2 separate regions of the Homo sapiens genome follow, and region 1 is linked to region 2. A link is a contact called in ENCODE Hi-C or POLR2A ChIA-PET data. All regions are on one chromosome and are shown on one strand. Each heading gives the region's core, a stretch centred on a gene start or an enhancer-like site at or near the end of the contact. The rest is flanking DNA. Distances are from core to core; before and after follow the strand shown. Region 1 has its middle 17 kb from the start of TXNDC2. Region 2 has its middle 28 kb from the start of LINC02856.

Region 1 (4,692 bases), core at 364-2,863, 200 kb before region 2:
TGCAAAAAATGCACTGTCTCTGGTGAACACGATTTGACCCTAACTTATAGGCTAACCTGCTGCCCCCAATTCTATGGTGACTCTGATTCCTCCTGGGGAGATCCAGGAAAGCCTCCTAAAATTGCTTCCCAGCCTCCGACGCAGGGTGGTATATTGCCAGGCAGAGAGGAGCAAAGATGGATGGCCTTCCAGTTAGGAGAAAGCAACCAGGGTGTGATGTGGGCAGGAGCAGGGACCCTGGGCAGCGATGGGGCCAGGATGGAGGCTGGGCTAAATGAAAGGGGCATTTCACCACAGGTTACAGAGTTGCAATTTTACTTAATTTGCAATAAGAGACTCACAGAAAGTTTTCAGGAAATGATACGATTTGCTGTGTACCTACATCACTCACTGCTAGCATATTCTATGCTAGCTCTGAGAGCCAAAGATAACAATCAAAGAGATCTACTGAGAAACTATCACTATAATCAAGATAGAACATATCAAAAGCCTATGCTAGGACAGTGGAAAGAAGGAAAAAAGGTTTGAGAAACTCAGAAATAGAATTTCCATGGTTTGGTCAGTGCTTGAAAGGAGCTGAAACTGGCTCTCAAATTTGAAGCCTGAGCCTCTGAGAGAATGAATGCAGCGCAGGAATGGCATTGTTAACAAGGTGCAACACTATTTGCATGCAAGAGGGGACTTCAGTACACCCATTCCGCAGCTGGAAATCAAGCTCTGATCTCTGGAAAGCAGTCAGGCTAGACAACAGTGTAGAAGCCAGACACCCAGAGGCAATAGTTGAAGCCATAAAGTTGGATGAAATCAGAAGGAAGGTGTACTGAGGAGAAATAGGAACACACGTTTGCAGGAAGTACCTGCATTTAAGCTCTAAGAAGAGCCAGCAAAGGAAAATGAAAAGGGCAGTAAAAGAAGTGCAGAAACCACAGAACCAGCTTCTGGGCTGGAGAAGGAGGGTCCAGGAGGGAGAGAGGGGCCCACAGCTTCACCTGCCCTCTGAGAGTGGAGAGTGGAAAGAGGGGATAGGCTTTGAAAGTGCAGAGCTGGGGGAGGGACTGAATTCAGGCGAGCAGTGACTAGATGATCAAGTGAGTACATCATGATTCTCATTTAAGAATTTCTTTAGTGAGAAGGGAAGAGAGGGTGGCTTGGAGGAGGAAAAAAAGACAGCTGATCAAAACTAGAGAAGATTTATGCATATAGGTAGGTTGATGGGAGGGGTAAAACAGTGCATGGGTGATTTTAAGATGAAAATAAAAACAAATAAGCAAAAAGCTTGGGGCGTGCCTTAGCAATGAGAGAAAAAGCACGCACACATCCAGAGAGAAGTGAAGTGAAGGAGAACCGAGAAAGCTGCCACCTATGGTCTGCCAGGCCCACCTGGGGACACCAGTTTGGGCACTGGGTTCTCAGAAGCTAATTCAGGGCATCGGGCCCTACAAAGTCAAGATGGCTGGACCTTGATGCATGAGTCATTTCAAAAAAGCCGGTTAAGAACTTCACTGAGGGTTGAGTAATGGTTTCAACATCAAGGTCAGGGACACAGAAAAGATAAATGAAGCTGCCCAAACGGTAGGGTCAAGGAGAGTCACCCCAGCAGTTTTGGATCAGACCTTCCCATCAAAGCAGCAAGTCTCCTTTAATTGGGTGATTCAGCATTTCCAGCCTGAGCTGGTTAACCCTTAACTCCCCTGTCAAAACTTCCTCTTGAGATGCAACAATGGGTTTTGGAATAGGACATAGGACGGACCTCCGCATGAATGCACTTGCCCTCCTTATGTCCCTTAAGCTCTCCATGCTCCTTCTGTAAAAGGAGAACAATTTCACATCTATCTCAGATTTGTTTTGCGGATAAAATGAGATACAGTTTGAAAGTAGCTCCTGGGAAATTTTCATTAATCATGGATCTCCTTTTCTTCATTCTTTTATTATGTGCAGCACTTATAATGAGAGGAAAGAAAGGAGAAAACAGTAGTAGCTGATCTTTGACTTTTGTCTCTCTTGATCAGAAAGTCTTGGGTAATTTACTTAACCTTCTGTGTCTGGGTTTCCTCACTTGTAAAGTGGAGATAATAGTGTCTGCCTCATAAAGGCTGTTGTAAAGATAAAAAGAGATAATATGATGTAAAGCCCCTAGAACTGTGTCTGGCACATAGCAAGCCCCTGTATTCATGTTGGCTGTTACTGTTTTTGAGCGCTTGCTTGGTGCCAGGGCCATAACAATTCTTCTGTAGCATAAACCCCATGGCTCCACTTGGGAGGCACCATGAGTGTGTCACCTTCCATGTGAATAGCATTCCCAAGAGCTGCCTGGGGCTCCCCGTGTGAAAGCCTCATCACACACACCCTCTCACTCGGTCCTCAGGACACACCTGAGGGTAAATACCACACGCTGACAATACTTTATACTCTGGGGGCAGATGTTTTCAGAACTCAGAACTTTGGATTTTACAAAGTAACATAGTATATCTATCACAGAACATTCCAGCAGTCAGCGGGAGGATCCTATCATGAAACACAGTAGTATTTCTGCAGCTAGATATACAAATACTCACTCCTGGTTGGATAAATAACTATTATAAAGAGCATCACGTCAGTTCAGGTTTGGTCCTGCTGCCAAATGAGTCCATGTCAAACTCAGGAAAAAAAAAATCTGTTTACAAAGCTTTTGGATTCTAGAAGTGTGTATGTGTGTGCATATGAATTACTACCTGCATTTTGCATATGAGGAAACTGAGGCTTAGAGGGACCAATCTGCCAACGGTCTCACTGCCAGCAGATTACAGAGCTGGGAGTCAGACATGAGTGGTCTGACTCCAGATGTCTTAATCTGCACACTGCATTGCCTCCCAATAAAAGAAAAAGGAACAGAACAAAAAAGAATACAGCAACTAAAAACCACAATGAGATAACATCTCACGCCAGTCAGAATGGTGGTTATTCAAAAGTCAGGAAACAATAGATGCTGGCGAGGCTGTGGAGAAATAGGAATGCTTTTACACTGTTGGCGAGAGTGTAAATTAGTTCAACCATTGTGGAAGACAGTGGGACGATTCCTCAAGGATCTAGAACCAGAAATACCATTTGACTCAGCAATCCCATTGCTGAGTATATACCAAAAGGATTATAAATCATTCTACTATAAAGACACACCCACACACCTATGTTTATTGCAGCACTATTTACAATAGCAAAGACTTGGAACCAACCCAAATGCGGCCGGGCGCGGTGGCCCACGCCTGTAATCCCAGCACTTTGGGAGGCCGAGGTGGGCGGATCAGGAAGTCAGGAGATCGAGACAATCCTGGCTAGCGCAGTGAAACCCCGTCTCTACTAAAAATGCAAAAAAAATTAGCCAGGCATGGGGGTGGGTGCCTGTAGTCCCAGCTGCTTGGGAGGCTGAGGCAGGAGAATGGTGTGAGCCCGGGAGGCGGAGCTTGCAGTGAGCTGAGATCGTGCCACTGCACTCCAGCCTGGGCGACAGAGCGAGACTCTGTCTAAAAAAAAAAAAAAGAAAAAAGAAAATGTGGCACATACACACCATGGACTACTATGCAGCCATAAAAAAGAATGAGTTCATGTCCTTTTCAGGGACGTGGATGAAGCTGGAAGCCGTCATTCTCAGCAAACTAACACAGGAACAGAAAATCAAACACTGCATGTTCTCACTCATGAGTGGAAGTTGAACGATGAGAACACATAGACCAGGGAGGGGTACAACACACACTGGGGCCTGTTTTGTGGGGTGGGGGGAAAGGGGAGGGTCAGCATTAGGACAAATACCTAGTGAATGCGAGGCTTAAAACCTAGATGATGGGTTGATAGATGCAGCAAACCACCATGGCACATGTACACCTATGTAACAAACCTGCACATCCTGCACATGTGTCCTGGAACTTAAAGTATAAAAAAAAAAAAAAAAAGAAAGAAAGAAAAGAAAAGAAAAAAAAAGAACGTAGCAACTAAGAGGACAGGGAAAAAGAATGCTTCTCAGCTTCAGGGCAAAGGCTGAAGCCTAGGACATCATCATAGCCACTCAGTTCCCTGTCCTAAGTGTCTTGCAAACAATGATTTCACTTCACGTTGACATTAACCCTGTGATGTGGATACTATTCCCATTTTATAAGAGGTAACTGAGGTTCAGAGAAACCAAGTAACTTGCTCAGAATCATTTGATGAGTAAGGGGTGGGGCTGACTCCCCAGTCCCTGGTTCCTACCCATGTGGTCAGAGTGCCTCCTCCAGTCACGCTGCCCTGTCTGTAGTTGAATGAACTCCTCATTCTTGCCATTCTCAGTTGTCTTGTCTTTTCCCTTCTCTTCGTTCTCTCCTTTGTAAGCTTGGTAATTGCAGAAATCTCATGGAGCATGAAAAACTAGTTCACCAGCTGACTCATAGTAGCACTCAATAAACACTTGTTGGAATGATGGACGGATGGACAATTTTACAAAGATAGGTGATAAGGTGCTTACCCAGGAACTCATGAATTTTCTGTCCTCCAATACACCCTCCCCCATTGCCAGATGTGTAGAAGGTTAGACCAGAATGATCCCACATCCCAGTATGCTCAGAACTACCCTTTACTCTTGCTGTCCCAGCAGCCCTTTCACTCTCTAAAGTGCCCCAGACTAGGGGAAGAGTCTGGAACTAAACAGAAGATTCAGGAACCTAAAAGGGCAAGCCTGGGTGAAGT
Region 2 (4,984 bases), core at 1,549-4,048:
TTAAACTTCTAGAAAAACAATAGAAGAAAATCTATCTGATCTTGGGTTAATCAAAGGATTTTGAGATATAACACCAAAAGCGTGACCTATTAAAAAAAACTGATAAATTAGACTTTATTAACATTTAAAGTTTCTGCTCTTCAAAAGACAGCGTTAAGTGAATGAAAAGCCAAGCTACAGACTCAGAGAAAATATTTGCAAGTCATATCTGACAAATAGCTTGTATGTAGAATATATAAAAACCTTCAAAACTCAGGAAAAAACATTTAAAAATGGACAAAAGATCTGAACAAAGATTCACTAAAGAAGATATCAATAGCAAACAAATATTCAATAGAAAAGATATTCAACATCACTACACATTAAAGTAATGCAAATTAAAACCCCAGTAAGGTTCCACTACCCACCTATTAGAATGACTAAAGTTAAGACTGATCATTCTGACTTGGCACGGTGGCTCACGCCTGTAATCCCAGCACTTTGGGAGGCTGAGATGGATCACCTGAGGTCGGGAGTTCGAGACCAACCTGACCAACATGGAGAAACCCCATTTCTACTAAAAATACAAAATTAGCTGGGCGTGGTAGCACATGCCTGTAATCCCGGCTACTCGGGAGGCTGAAGCAGGAGAATTGCTTGATCCTGGGAGGCGGAGGTTGCAGTGAGCTGAGATTGCACCATCACACGCCAGCCTGAGCAACAAGAGCGGAAACTCCGTCTCAAAAACAAAACAAAACAAAAAAAAAACGACAGATCATTCCAAGTACTGGTGAAGATATAGAGCAACTGGAATCCTCATACACTGCTGGTGGGAATGTAAAATGTTACAAACCTTTTGGAAAAGAGTTTGGCATTTTCTTAAAATCTTAAACATTCACCTGCCATATGAGACAGACACTACACTCCTAGGTATTTATCAAGAGAAACAAACGCACATGCTCAGAGCACTCTATTTCTAATTGCCCCGAATGGGAAACAACCCAAATTCAACAGGTGAATGGATAAACAAATTGCGCTACGTCTGCCAAATCCACTGCCCACTCCTCACTGTGCTCCAAATACAAGCAACCAACATTGGTCATTGTCTCAACATAAGCAGAGGCACAGGCATTGTCCATTCACTGCACATTCTTTTGGAGTCTCATCTATGTGGAAAAAGAGGATATTCAAACGACATCGGGGTGAGCCACACTGGGTAACCAGTTTAAGGAGCAGAAGATGGTAGTCAAAAGCTATTTCAAGTCCTCCTTAGCCAGTACTATTTCCTATCATATCTGGATAGGTTTTTTTTATCTCTTTTTAGCATCTAACATTCTCATTTTTAGGGGGACTTCATTTTTCCCCATGTATTTTCAATAGACCGTGGCCCCATCTATTATTTTTGAAGAGGAAAACTCCTGGTGCCAAAAAGTCCACCGATCCTTGGTTCAGACAAGGACTTCCAATTGCTTAATGTCAGATGAATACTGAAAGGTCACCAGAGGATACACCACGGTAAAAACTCTATGAACTCGATACTGAAATTTTCTTGTTAAGCTCATGCTGGAAGGCGGGAGAGTAGAAAATAAGTTGTAAAATGGCCCAGGGCTTAATTTATTTAAAGCTTTGGTTAAAAACGTTTGCTGCTTTGAATTGTTTTAAGAGAAACCACAAAGATGTTCAGTAGTGGAAGAAAAGAATTCCAGAGAGGGCTTTAACTACCCTGTTACCTTCATAGCACCTCCCAGCGGTAATCCACAAAAATGATATTTTTTGTATGGAAAGTTGACCTTTTTCTCAATATTATGCAAATTGAATAAAAATCTGTGCTGTTTTAGATGCTATGCAAGTTAACATGATATCCAAGTAAAAACTCTAAGTTTGCTATGAAATACATCTCTGATTACAGCCAGATTGCTACCTCTGAACATTTTTTAGGCAGAAAAAAATGTAGCCAGCTCATTGGTTTTCTGAGATAAATACCTAAATTTTTGCAACCCAAGACTGTTCTATTTTCTTTACCATCTGGTTCTAGGAACACAGGGACACCATGACTATTGAAGTGTTGAAGATTCCAGATGAAACGTTTTTTAAAATGTAAGCCTACACTGCAGGGCATGGTGTTGTGCCTGGAGTCCCGGCTACGTGGGAGGCTGAGGTGGGAGGATCCCTTGAGCCCAGAAATTCTAGTGCAACCTGAGCAACACAGTGAAACCTCATTTTTAATAAAATATTTTTTAAGCCTACACTTCCTAAATTTTGTATAGTGACTGCACTAAGCACATTATATATTTTCTTCTTTAGTACTCACACTAATAGTATTCAATAACGCTATTGCTTCCTGTTTTTGACAGATGAGAAATATGGGGCATGATGGGAATGGCAAGTGTTGGGAATAAGGGTGTGTAACCACCCTCTTCTCCCAGATGCCTGTGTCCTTGAGCAATCTGCTCTTTGCAAAGAGGTTGGACCAGCCTCTGGGTGATTTCTAACCTCTAACATTAGAGGGCAGTGACTCTAAGCTAAAACGCCCTTGTGGGATCCACCGTGCTGGTATCAAGCCATGAAGAGGAAGCATGTGTGCTACAGAAACTCATAGGTGAAAGCAGCATCTTTTACTGCCTTATACACTTGTAGAGTGGGAAGTTTTCGTTCTGGTTGACACCATGCACAACACATAAGAGAAATGGTTAGACTGTTTGAGGAAGTGCACACTAAAATGCCTGACCCCTGCACAGAGGTGAGTGGATGCCATCTGGCCGAGAGGTTCCTGTTATTAGTATCTAATCAGGTTTCCCTGGTAGCTAGAGAACTGCATGACTTGTTGACTGGAAGGCCTCTTACCTCACAAGGGTGTGGTTTCAGAGGTTTCTGAAGAACAAGTGTGGGAGAACTAACCATGACTAAGGCATCTCAGGTCAATGCAGGTGAATGATTAACCCCAGCTCTCTTTTTTTTTTTTTTTTTTTTTGAGACAGAGTCTCACTCTGTCACCAGGCTGAAGTGCAGCGGCGCCATCTCGGCTCACTGCAAACTTCGCCTCCCGGGTTCAAGCGATTCTCCTGCCTCAGCCTCCCGAGTAGCTGGAACTACAGGTGTGTGCCACCACACCTGGCTGATTTTTGTATTTTTAGTAGAGACCAGGTTTCACCATGTTGGCCAGAATGGTCTCCATCTCTTGACCTCATGATCCCCATGCCTCAGCCTCCCAAAGTGCTGGGATTACGGGATTACAGGCGTGAGCCACTGTGCCCAGCCGACCCCAGTTCTAAGAACTCTTGTTCCATTATGGGTAGGGAGATCATAACTAGGGAAACCATCCAGGTGGTGAGGATGCGAGCCAGAGAAAAGCCAGAGCCTGCCAATTCAGCTTTGGAATGTTCCAGAAAAGCATTCCTGAGACTCTGATAGCATTTATATGCTGGAATGATTTCTATTTCCCTATATAAAGGATATTTTTATTTTCTTACTGGCTAGTACCAAATTCAGAACATGGAGGCTTTAAAAATTATTCAGTGAATAAATGAAAAATAAAACCTTCATTTACATTGAAAACAGGTATTTCTTATATACAATGATTTTTTTCTTCTAATTTATTTTTTCCTAAAAGGAACAAAGGGAAAAAATTATAAAGTCAAGAGCAAAAAATGGATAAATTAGAAAACATAAAACAACACATTTGGTAGACAAATCCAAGAGCTGGTTCGCTGAAGAAAATAGACAATTTGTGTACAAATGTTACCAAGAAAACAAGAGGAGAGTCAACATACATTTGTTGTTAAACAGTAAGTTAATAAGTGAGATTTTGGTGAAAAAAACATTTACTGTGTGTGGAATAGATAATTTTCTAAGAAAATATAAGTGATCAAAACTGATGTTACCAATAAAACTATCAACAGGATTTTTAAAAGTAAACTGATGAATTCTAAATTTCATAGGAAGGACAAACAAACAATAAAGGTCAGACAAAATCTTAAAAAAATGGTATAAGAGGAGAGTGGCCCTATCAGATATTTTAATATATTTTAAAGCTACAGTGATTAAAATTGTGTGGTACTGACACTTGAATACGAAAATCAGCCAAGCATGGTGGCATGCACCTGTAGTCCCAGCTACTTGGGAGGCTAAGGAGGGAGTATCACTTGAGTCCAGGAGTTCAAGGCTGCAGCGAACCATGACTGTGCTACCACACTCCAACCTGGGCAACAGAGTGAGATGCTGCCTTTAAAAAAAAAAAATGAATAAAAAGAAGATCATCTGGAACATCATGTCCAGACTAGACCAAAAGAAATATAGAAATTTAGTATAAGACATAAGCAACATTTCAGATCAGGGAGGAAAGATGTTTTATCTAAATATATTGTGTTGGAGACAAAAAGAATCACAAGGAAATCTTAAATTATGTTGATATTAGTAGTAATGTTAGTATTGATATTTTAAAATTATTTCATACACACAGAAAGATATACACATTGTATGTATGATGTATATACGTAAATACTAGCCAGGATGCAATCAGAGAAGCAGAATCGCTAGAAATAATAGAGCATGAAGGATTCCTAAAGGGATTTGACATTACACAGTTGTGGGAGCTGGCTAGACAGCCTCCGTTTGGCTCTTTACGCCTGACACTGAGCCTGAAGTCATAAGGCCGTGGTCAGGAAGGAAAAATGCATGTGAAATGGGGCCGAGCAGAAATTCCCTTGCCTCACCCCACTGCTACCTCTCCTGTCTTCACACCTGGCCCAGAACTTGGAGAAGCTGCAGGAAGAGATCACATGGGGCCTGGAGGATTCTGCCTCCGGACTCTGTCTGCACAACAGAGGAGCCGGCAGGCCTGCACATGCCATGAGTTCCAACAGGGCCTAGCCTAGCCCAACATTCAGAGGGTGAGCACTGCTACTTCTTGACTGCTGCCTTTCAAATCTCACAAATTTCCCTGTGTCCAACTCTAACCAAACGTCTACCAGGAAGGGAATTCTGGAAAATGTAGTTCTGTTTAACC

What was found. Hi-C counts contacts between places; a loop is a spot of excess contacts on that map. ChIA-PET counts read pairs that join two places held with the same protein, here RNA polymerase II (POLR2A). Pooled maps may share reads with other maps.
Region 1: a map with no recorded cell type shows a loop between it and region 2 (6-fold over the local background). The contact joins two enhancer-like sites. A Hi-C loop is called at or near these places in 1 of 168 maps with a recorded cell type or tissue (K562), 8 of 37 single-sample maps with no recorded cell type and 5 of 50 pooled maps. POLR2A ChIA-PET finds 5 or more read pairs at or near these places in 1 of 52 experiments (PC-9).

Annotation. Positions count from the first base shown.
Region 1 is chr18:9,866,897-9,871,588 of GRCh38, reverse strand. No RefSeq gene overlaps it. Among named protein-coding and RNA genes, the nearest start is that of TXNDC2, 17 kb to the left of the region's middle. RefSeq lists an enhancer at 1,403-1,562 and a cis regulatory region at 1,269-1,871. Within about 2 kb of position 1,613, at least 9 of the 41 ENCODE cell types and tissues checked have a DNase peak (open chromatin) inside an H3K27ac peak, as active enhancers do; they include PC-9, where a contact is called at or near this core.
Region 2 is chr18:9,671,190-9,676,173 of GRCh38, reverse strand. No RefSeq gene overlaps it. Among named protein-coding and RNA genes, the nearest start is that of LINC02856, 28 kb to the right of the region's middle. RefSeq lists an enhancer at 2,724-2,773. Within about 2 kb of position 2,798, at least 16 of the 41 ENCODE cell types and tissues checked have a DNase peak (open chromatin) inside an H3K27ac peak, as active enhancers do; they include PC-9, where a contact is called at or near this core.